2 separate regions of the Homo sapiens genome follow, and region 1 is linked to region 2. A link is an interaction called in ENCODE POLR2A ChIA-PET data of the cell type or tissue named here. Cell type or tissue: B cell. All regions are shown on one strand. Links, peaks and the distances in the headings refer to the core of each region. The heading gives the core; the rest is flanking DNA. Region 1 overlaps CFAP74 (cilia and flagella associated protein 74). Region 2 overlaps SKI (SKI proto-oncogene).

What was found. Peaks named below come from ENCODE experiments on the same cell type or tissue, not always from the same donor. Only the 100,000 strongest peaks of a DNase experiment are listed, where the experiment ranks them.
Region 1: POLR2A ChIA-PET joins it to region 2 with 5 read pairs; 2 of 35 experiments call an interaction of 5 or more read pairs at or near these places.

What each region holds. Positions count from the first base shown.
Region 1 is chr1:1,930,768-1,936,133 of GRCh38, forward strand. The region is part of intron 25 of CFAP74 (cilia and flagella associated protein 74); the gene reads right to left. Among named protein-coding and RNA genes, the nearest start is that of TMEM52, 14 kb to the left of the region's middle. In B cell, for the core only: no CTCF peak of the experiment used is centred there; no DNase peak of the experiment used is centred there.
Region 2 is chr1:2,244,251-2,249,616 of GRCh38, forward strand. All of the region lies in intron 1 of SKI (SKI proto-oncogene), which reads left to right. Among named protein-coding and RNA genes, the nearest start is that of SKI, 19 kb to the left of the region's middle. RefSeq lists enhancers at 3,138-4,064, 4,065-4,990, 4,991-5,366 and a silencer at 4,815-5,209. In B cell, for the core only: no CTCF peak of the experiment used is centred there; DNase peaks (open chromatin) are centred at 2,121 and 2,601; H3K4me3 peaks cover 554 bases; H3K27ac peaks cover 1,287 bases.

The sequences.
Region 1 (5,366 bases), core at 171-5,170, 310 kb before region 2:
AAAGGAAATTTCTAGCTTATTTTGTTAAATATTTATTGACGTTTTAAAAACGGATCTTTTTCTCTAAATGGAAGCACAGGTGTCTACGAGGCCTATTATGAGCAAGTTGATTCCTGCCACCATCTATTAAAAAGAGGCCGGGACCTGGTTATTTTAACCATTGGAAACTTCACATTTCATATTTTCCTCAAATGCCTATTTCCACTGTATTTTCCCCATTGATTTTTGTCCTAATTGTATATATTTTATGCTGTAAAGGACAATACTCCTATCACATTTGTCGGTAACAGAAAGTGTTCATTCATATGTTGTAATATTCAAATGCGTATTTTTATGTCCTGTGACCACAGGCTCTAAATGCTTTAAAAAATTCTTTAAAAAGGCTGGCATGGTGGCTCACACCTGTAATCCCAGCACTTTGGGAGGCCGAGGAGGGCGGATCACGAGGTCAGGAGATCGAGACCATCCCGGCTAACACGGTGAAACCCCGTCTCTACTAAAAATACAAAAAAATTAGCCAGGCATGGTGGTGGGCACCTGTAGTCCCAGCTACTTTGGAGGCTGAGGCAGGAGAATGGCGTGAATCCTGGAGACGGAGCTTGCAGTGAGCTGAGATCGCACCACTGCACTCTAGCCTGGGTGACAGAGCAAGACCCCATCTCAATAAAAAAAAAAAAAAAAAAAAAAGTTCGGGCACAGTGGCTCACGCCTGTAATCCCAACACTTTAGGAGTCCGAGGCGGGCGGATCACAAGGTCAGGAGATCGAGACCATCCTGGCTAACACGGCGAAACCCCGTCGCTACTAAAAATACAAAAAAATTAGCTGGGTGTGCTGGCGGGCGCCTGTAGTCCCAGCTATTTGGGAGGCTGAGGCAGAAGAATGGCGTGAACCCAGGAGGCGGAGCTTGCAGCGAGCCGAGATTGTGCCACTGCACTCCAGCCTGGGTGACAGAGCAAAGACTCTGTCTCTGTCTCAAAAAAAAAAAAAAAAAAAAAAATTCTTAAAAAAATTGGCTGGGCGCGGTGACTCACGCCTATAATCCCAGCACTTTGGGAGACCGAGGCGGGTGGATTACCTGAGGTCAGGAGTTCAAGACCAGCCTGGCCAACACGGTGAAACCCAATCTCTACTGAAAAAAATGCAAAAGTTAGCTGGGCGTGGTGGCCGGTGCCTGTAATCCCAGCTACTCGGGAGGCTGAGGCAGGAGAATTGCTTGAACCTAGGAGGTAGAGGTTGCGGTGAGCTGAGATCGCCCCACTGCACTCCAGTCTGGGTGACAGAGTGAGACTCTCGCCTCAAAAAAAAAAAAACAAAAAACAAAAAACAAAAAACTTAGAAAAATGTAGGCCGGGCGCGGTGGCTCACGCCTGTAATCCCAGCACTTTGGGAGGCTGAGGCGGGCAGATCACGAGGTCAGGAGATCGAGACCATCCTGGCTAACATGGTGAAACCCCGTCTCTACTAAAAATACACAAAAATTAGCCAGGCGTGGTGGTGGGCACCTGTAGTCCCAGCTATTTGGGAGGCTGAGGCAGGAGAATGGCGTGAACCCAGGAGGCGGAGCTTGCAGTGAGCCGAGATCGCGCCACCGCACTCCAGCCTGGGTGATAGAGCGAGACTCTGTCTCAAAAAAAAAAAAAAAGAAAAGAAAAATGTAGTGATGGGGTGTTGCCCAGGCTGGTCTCAAATTCCTGGACTCAAGTGATCCTCCTGTTTCAGCTTCCCAAAGTGCTGGGATTACAGCCGTGGCGCCCAGCACTCACTAAAATTATTTTTGAGTGGAGATATTATTGATTATTATTAGTAGTCAATTTTTTTCTTTCTTTTTTTCTTTTTTTTTTTGAGACAGAATCTCGCTCTGTTGCCCAGGCTGGAGAGCAGTGGCATGATCTCGGCTCACTGCAACCTCCGCCTCCCGGGTTCAATGATTCTCCTGCCTCAGTCTCCCAAGTAGCTGGGACTACAGGCACCCACCACCACACCTGGCTAATTTTTTGTATTTTTAGTAGCGATGGTGTTTCACTGTGTTAGCCAGGATGGTCTCGATCTCCTGACCTCGTGATCTGCCCGCCTCGGCCTCCTCAAGTGTTGGGATTACAGGTGTGAGACACTGTGCCCGACCTTTTTTTTTTTTGAGATGGGGTCTTGCTCTGTCACCCAGGCTGGAGTGCAGTGGTGCGATCTCGGCTCACTGCAAGCTCCATCTCCAGGGTTCACGCCATTCTCCTGCCTCAGCCTCCCGAGTAGCTGGGACTATAGGCGCCCGCCACCATGCCCGGCTAATTTTTTTGTATTTTTAGTAGAGACGGGGTTTCAACGTGTTAGGCAGGATGGTCTTGATCTCCTGACCTCGTGATCTGCGCACCTCGGCCTCCCAAAGTGCTGGGATTACATGCGGGAGCCACCGTGCCTGACCTTTTTTTTTTTTTTTTTGAAATGGAGTCTCGCTCTGTCGCCCAGGCTTAGTGCAGTGGTGCAATCTCGGCTCACTGCAAGCTCTGCCTCCTGGGTTCAAGCGACTCTCCTGCTTCAGGAGAGTAGCTGGGATTACAGGTGTGCAGCACCTTACCTGGCTAATTTTTGCATTTTTAGTAGAGACAGGGTTTCACCATGTTGGCCAGGCTGGTCTCAAACTCCTGACCTCAGGTGATCCGCCCGCCTCGGCCTCCCAAAGTGCTGGGATTACAGGCGTGAGCCACCGCACCCGGCCCAACTATTCAGGTATTTCTATATTTTTCCTGTGTCCATTGTGTATTTTGAGGAATTTGTCCATTTCCTCAAAATTGTCAGGTTCCCTGGTGTAAAGATGTTCATCATGTTCTCTTCTTATCGCTTTGATATTTGTTAGGGTCTGTGGTGATGTTCCCTTTCGCTCCTGATATTGATGGTTTGTGTTTTCTCTTTTTATCCTCATTGGTCTTGCTGGGGGTAATGAATTTTATTAAATTGTACAAGAAAGACTTTTAGTTTGTTGTTTTTCTCTGTTGAATATTGCATTTCTATTTCGTTGACTTCCACTTTTACCTTTTTTATGTCTTTCTTCTACTCTCTTTGGGTTTAATTTACTGTGTTCTTTTCCTAATTCTTGAAAAGGAAGCTTAGATGGTTGATTTTCACACCCTCTTTTCTAATATCTGCGTTTAGAACTAGAAGCTTCCCACGAGGTGCTGCTCTGACAGCCCGCAGGCCTCAAACCTGATGGGTCCAACATGGAGCCTTTGGTGGTGCCCATGAGGATCAGTCACAAAAATACCCAGGCTGAGGGGAGACAAGCAAAATCCAGACCAGCAGCAGGGGTCTGAGGCCACCGGCATGAGGTCCCGGTCTGCATGGGGCTCTCCAAGTTTCAGCACTCAAAGTCCTGCGGCCTGAGAAGCCCCTCAGTACTGGGTACAGCAGCATGGTGGTCACCCTACATCTGTGCAAGTGTAGAAGTGTGTGTATGTGTGAGTGTTAGGGTATAGGTACACACGTGTGTACGTGTGTTAGGCTGTAGGTACACAGGTGTATACGTGGGTGTTAGGTTGTAGGTACACAGGTGTACACGTGGGTGTTAGGTTGTAGGTACACAGGTGTATACGTGGGTGTTAGGTTGTAGGTACACACATGTGTACGTGTGTGTTAGGTTGTAGGTACACACGTGTGTACATGTGTGTTGTAGGTACACATGTGTGTATTAGGTTGTAGGTACACAGGTGTGTATGTGTGTTAGGTTGTAGGTACACAGGTGTATACGTGGGTGTTAGGTTGTAGGTACACAGGTGTATACGTGGGTGTTAGGTTGTAGGTACACACGTGTGTACGTGGGTGTTAGGTTATAGGTACACGTGTGTATGTGTGTGTGTTAGGTTGTAGGTACACACGTGTGTACGTGGGTGTTAGGCTGTAGGTACACACGTGTGTACGTGGGTGTTAGGCTGTAGGTACACAGGTGTGTACGTGGGTGTTAGGCTGTAGGTACACACGTGTGTACGTGGGTGTTAGGTTGTAGGTACACACGTGTGTACGTGGGTGTTAGGTTGTAGGTACACACGTGTGTATGTGGGTGTTACGTTGTAGGTACGTGTGTACGTGGGTGTTAGGTTGTAGGTACACACGTGTGTGCGTGGGTGTTAGGTTGTAGGTACACACGTGTGTACGTGGGTGTTAGGTTGTAGGTACACAGGTGTGTACGTGGGTGTTAGGTTGTAGGTACACGTGTGTACGTGGGTGTTAGGTTGTAGGTACACACGTGTGTATGTGTGTTGCTGTGGGTACACACGTGTGTACGTGGGTGTTAGGCTGTGGGTACACACGTGTGTACGTGGGTGTTAGGTTGTGGGTACACAGGTGTGTACGTGGGTGTTAGGTTGTAGGTACACACGTGTGTACGTGGGTGTTAGGTTGTAGGTACACACGTGTGTACGTGGGTGTTAGGTTGTGGGTACACACGTGTACGTGGGTGTTGTAGGTACACACGTGTGTACGTGGGTGTTAGGCTGTAAGTACACACGTGTGTATGTGGGTGTTAGGTTGTAGGTACACAGGTGTATACGTGGGTGTTAGGTTGTAGGTACACAGGTGTGTACGTGGGTGTTAGGTTGTAGGTACACACGTGTGTATGTGGGTGTTAGGTTATAGGTACACACGTCTGTATGTGTGGGTGTTAGGTTGTAGGTACACACGTGTGTACGTGGGTGTTAGGTTGTAGGTACACAGGTGTGTGCGCGCTAGGTTGTAGGTACACATGTGTGCACGTGGGTTAGGTTGTAGGTACACACGTGTGTACCTGTTAGGTTGTAGGTATACACGTGTGTACGTGTGTGTGTTAGGTTATAGGTACACAGGTATGTAATGAAAGTGTGACCCCTGGCATTCCTGACAGTGACGGGCTCTGGGGAGGGAGGGAGAACAAAGCCAGCTCCGACTTGAGGGAGAATGTTTGTTTCTGTAACAACAAAGAGAAATCAGAGGCAAGTAGGATAAAAGTCTAAGATCTGTATTTTGGGTGGAGGGTACATGATGTTGGCTGAGTTTGTGGGTTATCTGAAAATGGAAGGGAAGAAGAGAGCAGAGGACGCAGAGCTAAGAAAGTTGGGACCTTTTTTTTTTCAGCACTACACACACACACACACACACGAACTGCAGGGGGCTCTGGAGCCATGGAGTTAGAAAAGCTCTCTGAGAGGTCAGGTGTAGTGGCTCATGCCTGTAATCCCAGCACTTTGGGAGGCTGAGGCGGGCAGATCACCTGAGGTCAGGAGTTTGAAACCAGCCTGACCAACGTGGAGAAACCCTGTCACTACTAAAAATACAAAATTATCTGGGCGTGGTGGCGTATGCCTGTAATCCCAGCTACTCAGGAGGCTGAGGCAGGAGAATCGC
Region 2 (5,366 bases), core at 89-5,088:
ACTGCACCTGGCCCCTCCTGACAACTTTTAAGATTCTGTCATTTAGGCTGGGCATGGTGGCTCACACCTGTAATCCCAGCACTTTGGGAGGCCAAGGTGGGTGGATCACTTGAGGTCAGGTTTTCAAGACCAGCCTGGCCAACATGGTGACACCATGTTTCTACTAGAAAAATACAAAAATTACCTGGGCGTGGTGGTGTGCACCTGTAGTCCCAGCTACTTGGGAGGCTGAGGCTGGAGAATAGCTTGAACCTGGGAGGTGAAGGTTGCAGTGAGCTGAGATGGCGCCATTGTACTACAGCCTGGGTGACAGAGCGAGACTCTGTCTCAAAAAACGAAAAGCAAAAACAAGATTCTGTCATTTAGAGTGTCTTTGTTAATTTGAAAGGTGAAAAATCTCATCATTTAGTTTGTATTTCTTTGCTTTTTGGTGGGTTGATTGTTTTGTTATTTCAGTATTTTTTTCTGTAACTTGTGCATATTACATTTTCTTATTGTGGCAAAATAAACATAATGTTGACCATTACATGTAGCATTCAGCAGTGTTGAACACATAGGCTGACAGTGAAGGAATGGAAAAAGACATCCCATGCCATTGGTGACCAAAAGAAAACAGGAGTGGCTCCATTTGTATCAAACAAAATATACTTTTCTTCAGAAACTATTACTAGAAACAGAAAAGTAGTTACAGAACAATAAAAGGGTCGAATCAACTGGAAGATCTAACAATAATATATACGCACCTAACCTCAGAACAGCTAAAACTGTAAAGCAAATTCACGCTGCTGTTCACCCACCTTCCCAGGCTCAGCCTTTGTCCCCATGAGACACTCACTCCCCATTCTGCCTCCCCCAGCCCCCAACACCCACCCGCCGCTTTCTGTTTCTGTGACTTTGGTGACTCTAGGGGCCTCCTGTGAGTGGAATCGCACAGGATCTGTCCTTTTGTGACAGCTTATTTCACTCAGCACCATGTCCTCAAGGCGCAGCCATGCGTAGCCTGTGTCACAGTCTCCTTCCTTCTCAAGACTGAACCGCAGGCTGCTGTATGGATGTATTTTGTTTACCCATTTCTGTCAGTGGACACACGGGTGACTTCCACAGTTTAGCTGTCGTGAATGATGCTGCTGTGAGCACGGGTGCACAGTGACCTCTGGAGACCCTGCCTTCAGTTCTGGGTGTAGACCCAGAAGTGGGATTGCTGGATCATTGATCATTCTATTTTTATTCATTTATTTTTGAGACAGCATCTTGCTCTGTTGCCCAGGCTGGAGTGCAGTGGCACGATCTCGGCTCACTGCAGCCTCCACCTCCTCCTGGGCTCAAGCGATTCTCCTGTCTCAGCCTCCCAAGTAGCTGGGACTAAAGGCATGTGCCACCATGCCCAGCTGATTTTTGTATTTTTAGTGGAGATGGGGTTTCACCATGTTGGCCAGGCTAATCTTGAATTCTTGACCTTATGTGACCTGCCCGCCTTGGCCTCCTAAAGTGCTGGGATTACAAGCGTCAGCCACTGCACCTGGCCCTATTTTTCCTTCTTTTTTTTTTTTTTTTTTTTTTTTTTGAGGCAGGGTCTCACTCTGTTGCCCAGGCCAGAGTGCGGTGGCACAGTCTCGGCTCACTGCAACCTCCGCCTCCCAGGTTCAAGTGATTCTCCTGCCTCAGCCTCCTGAGTAGCTGGGGCTATAGGTGTGTGCCACCACACCTGGCTAATTTTTGTTTTTTTAGTAGAGACGGGTTTCGCCACGTTGGCCAGGCTGGTCTCTGACTCCTGGCCTCAAGCCGTCATCCCGCCTCGGCCTCCCAAAGTGCTGGGATTACAGGCGTGAGCCACCGCATTCAGCCCGTTTTTCTTTTTAAAGAACCGACTGTTTTTCATAGTGGCTGCAGCATTTTCCACTCCCAGCAACAGCGTTCGAGCAGCACTGTCTTTGCATCCTCTCCAGCACTTGTTCTGTTTTTTGACAGCGGCCATCCTAATGGGTGTGAGGTGGCATCTCATTGTGGTTTTGGTTCTCATTTCCCTGATGATTAGTATGTTGGGCATTTTTTCGTGTGCTTATTGGCCACTCCTATATCCTCTTTGAGGAATGTCTGAGTCCCTCTTTGAGTCGAGTTGTGTGTGGGGGCCTTTGCTCAGTTGTACGTCTTTATCTACTCTGGTTAGTGATCCTGTTCTACTTGTAAATTTCTGTCTCCTGTTTGTCTACTGCGTGCACCGTGGTCGGATCCTGCCTCTGTTGCTGGAGGCTGCCTCTGTCCTCTGCTGTGGTGGTCAGGAAGCTGGAGCGTCTCGGCGCCAGATTCATGTTTGTAAGAGGAGACGCTCTGTGAGCCTCGGTGTGCAGCGCTGTCTGCAAGTCAGACTCCCCACCCCTCCTTTGTGCGAGCTGGGCGGGGGCTCTGCCGGGACTGGTGGTGTTCATGGAGAGGGCTTCTGTGTGATGAAGAGATGACAGTGACCTGCTGGGGCCGAAGGCTGTGAGTGCCATTGGGGGAGGGAGTCTCAGAGAGTGCGGCAGTCGGGCCTGATGGGGCTGCTCTTCTGTGAAGGGGCACCTACCGTGTGCCTGGCCTGTAGCAGCAGCAAAGAGGAACCTGATGGGGGGGGCCTCAGGAACCTCCACCTCGCCCACTGTGGCCAGGCTGCTTCTGCTTTCTGGGAGGCCTGTGCAAGAGCCATGGGCACAGGCCGGGCACGGTGGCTCACGCCTGTAATCCCAGCACTTTGGGAGGCTGAGGCCAGCGGATCACAAGGTCAGGAGTTCAAGACCAGCCTGGCCAATATGGTGAAATCTCGTCTCTACTAAAAATACAAAAGTTAGCCAGGTGTGGTGGCATGCACCTGGTCCCAGCTACTTGGGAGGCTGAGGCAGGAGAATCACTTGAACCTGGGAGTCGGAGTTTGCAGTGAGCCGAGATTGTGCCACTGCACTTCAGCCTGGGCAACAGAGCAAGACTCCATCTTAAAAAAACAAAAAACAAAAAAGGGAGCCGTGGGCATGTGTGTGCACAGGTGTGCATGGGTGTGTGCAGCTGGAGAGGGAAGGGCCTGGGTCAGGGGCGCCCTCAGCCTGGAGCCAGGGAAGGGCAGCGAGAGGACCCCAGACTCCCAAATGACCAAGGGCCTGTTTGCAGCGTGCTTCTCCCTCCTTTCTTCTGGCTCTGAAGTTATATCCTGCCAGATCCTGGAGAAAGTTCTTTTAGCAAAATGATGGCTTCGCTGAAGATGATACTTGCCACCTCACAGAAGCCTGTCACGTTCCTCCCTTTGGAACCCATTGCCAAATGTGGGTGGTGTGGTGGACCCGGGGCAAGGGGCCATTCTCTGGCAGCCCCTAGAAATGCCTCCCTGGGGTTGGGGTGCAGCCACCAGGCAAGAAGTATGTACCCCCTTGCCCTGGCCACTTGGGGTTTCTGGGACAATCTGCTGGCTTGGCCTTGACTTTTTCCTGAACCTAGGAGCCCAGGGCCTGCTCCTGGCATCAGGACTTGCTCTTCCTCTTTCCTGGGCCCCACAGGTGCCCTTGGGGAGCACACAGCTGCCCCAGCCCGAGTCCAGTCTGGCTCTCGGGAAGGGGCCTTACTGCTGGCTGCACACCTTGGCCTCCTTCCCCTGGATGCGCCATTGCCAACGCAGCTGGGACAGCCCTTGGACGCAGCGTGCCCGCCCCTTTTACCAGGGCATGTGGGCTGGGACCAGTTTCAGCCCCATGTTGACTTGTTTGGCTCTGCTGGTGGTGACGGGGGGGCGCGGTGGCGGGGGGCCTTGGTCGCGTCGTGTCTGCTCTTGTGCACCGGTGCCTCACGGAGAGGCTGTGGTGAGTGCGCGGAAGGACCCTGGTGCTTTTGGGGACTTTCTGGAGCAGCCCACATTCCTTCCCCAGAGCCCTAGGGGCCTGGCCAGCTGCCTTTCCAGGCCCTGAGGCCACCAGGTTCTTGGGGGGAGCTCCTAGGTTCTGCTTTGGCCTGGCTGGGTGGTGCCCACACTGCCGCGTCCCCTCTCCGGGGCTGCCCGGACTCAGCCTGGCTGGCAGCCATTTCCGTTACTTGGTTTCCAAAGGCCCCATCTTGGAATCAGGAGCAGGCTGTGGGACTCAGGGTGGGTTCTGAGCTTGGTGACCCGCTCTGCTCTTTTGTCCGGCTTTGTCCTAACTGTTGAATATTAATGAGGGGCGCCGCAGGGTGGCTCTCCAGTGGAGGGTCCTCACTTTTTGTTTTGCAAATAACGCTGGGGCCCCTGCGCCACTGGGGCAATGCAACTGTGACGGTGCTGGTTGGATTCAAAAGGAAGCCTGGCAGTGGCGGGGCCTGGACAGGCAGCCTTTGACCTGAGGCGGGGCGGCGCTCTGCGCTGGTTCAGAAAAGCCGTGGGGCAGCCTCTCTGGCAGGCACTGGCTGTACCTGTTGGTTTTCCTTTGCCCACAGTGAAGTGAAAGTCACTGCAGCTGGGTTTGCTGTTTAACTCACTGTCTTTCCTTCTCACGTCTTCTCTGTGCAAATAGTGGTCAGTGTACTTTTTGATTATTTCAGTCAAGTGGAAGTTTCTAGGAGCGTAGAGAGGCAGCGTGGCTTAGGGTTTAGGAGCATGGCTGGGCTACCTTCCTACTCTGAGTGTGGGCCACGTTACTTTTCTAGGCCTCAGTTTCCCATTGGCCCCTCTCCTGTTTGGAAGAGGCAGCTGGGTCCCACAAGCCATCTCAGGAGCCGCGTCTGGGCGCTGGCACGGGGACTGTGCCCACAGCCAGCCAGCCTGGTGGTCAGCTGATGGATTCCCGTAGGTACTTAGCAAAATGCCTGGAGTGTGCGAGGCTGTCAGGCCAGTGGCAGATGCGGTCGAGTGCTGTTGTTTCTTGGTGCTGCCTGGCACTGCCACCCTGATGGTCGGCTCTGAGTTGGAGGCCAGCTTTCATGGCAGCGTTGTTGGTGGGCGTGCAGGGTGTGTCTGACCTGGGCCTGGGCATCAGGTCCCATTGTGGTTGGGTCCACAGGGCCCCTTGCCTCATTCGTGGAGGTGCTGGGGGAATTCTACAGGCTGAGGACGTGTGAGGCTCCAGGGTCCAGCGTGCAGGCCGGATGTTCCTAGCGTTGCCGGCCACGCAGACAGCCGTGCCACCAGGAGGTTCCCTGGCAATGGGAGACAATTGTCTGCTCAGTTCAGCCTTCAGTGCCCCAGGGCTGTTTTGAGATCAAGGCTGAGGGGGACCCTTTCAAGTGTCTCTGCCTTTGGTGGTCCCGGGTGGCCGGCTCCTCACCCATGGTGTGGTCTGAGTGGGCTGAAACCGACCCCAGGTGATTCTTATTCGGAAGAGATGTTTCTGGAAATGAGAGCAAGGCAGTGAGTGGAGAGCCAGCTGAGAGATGCT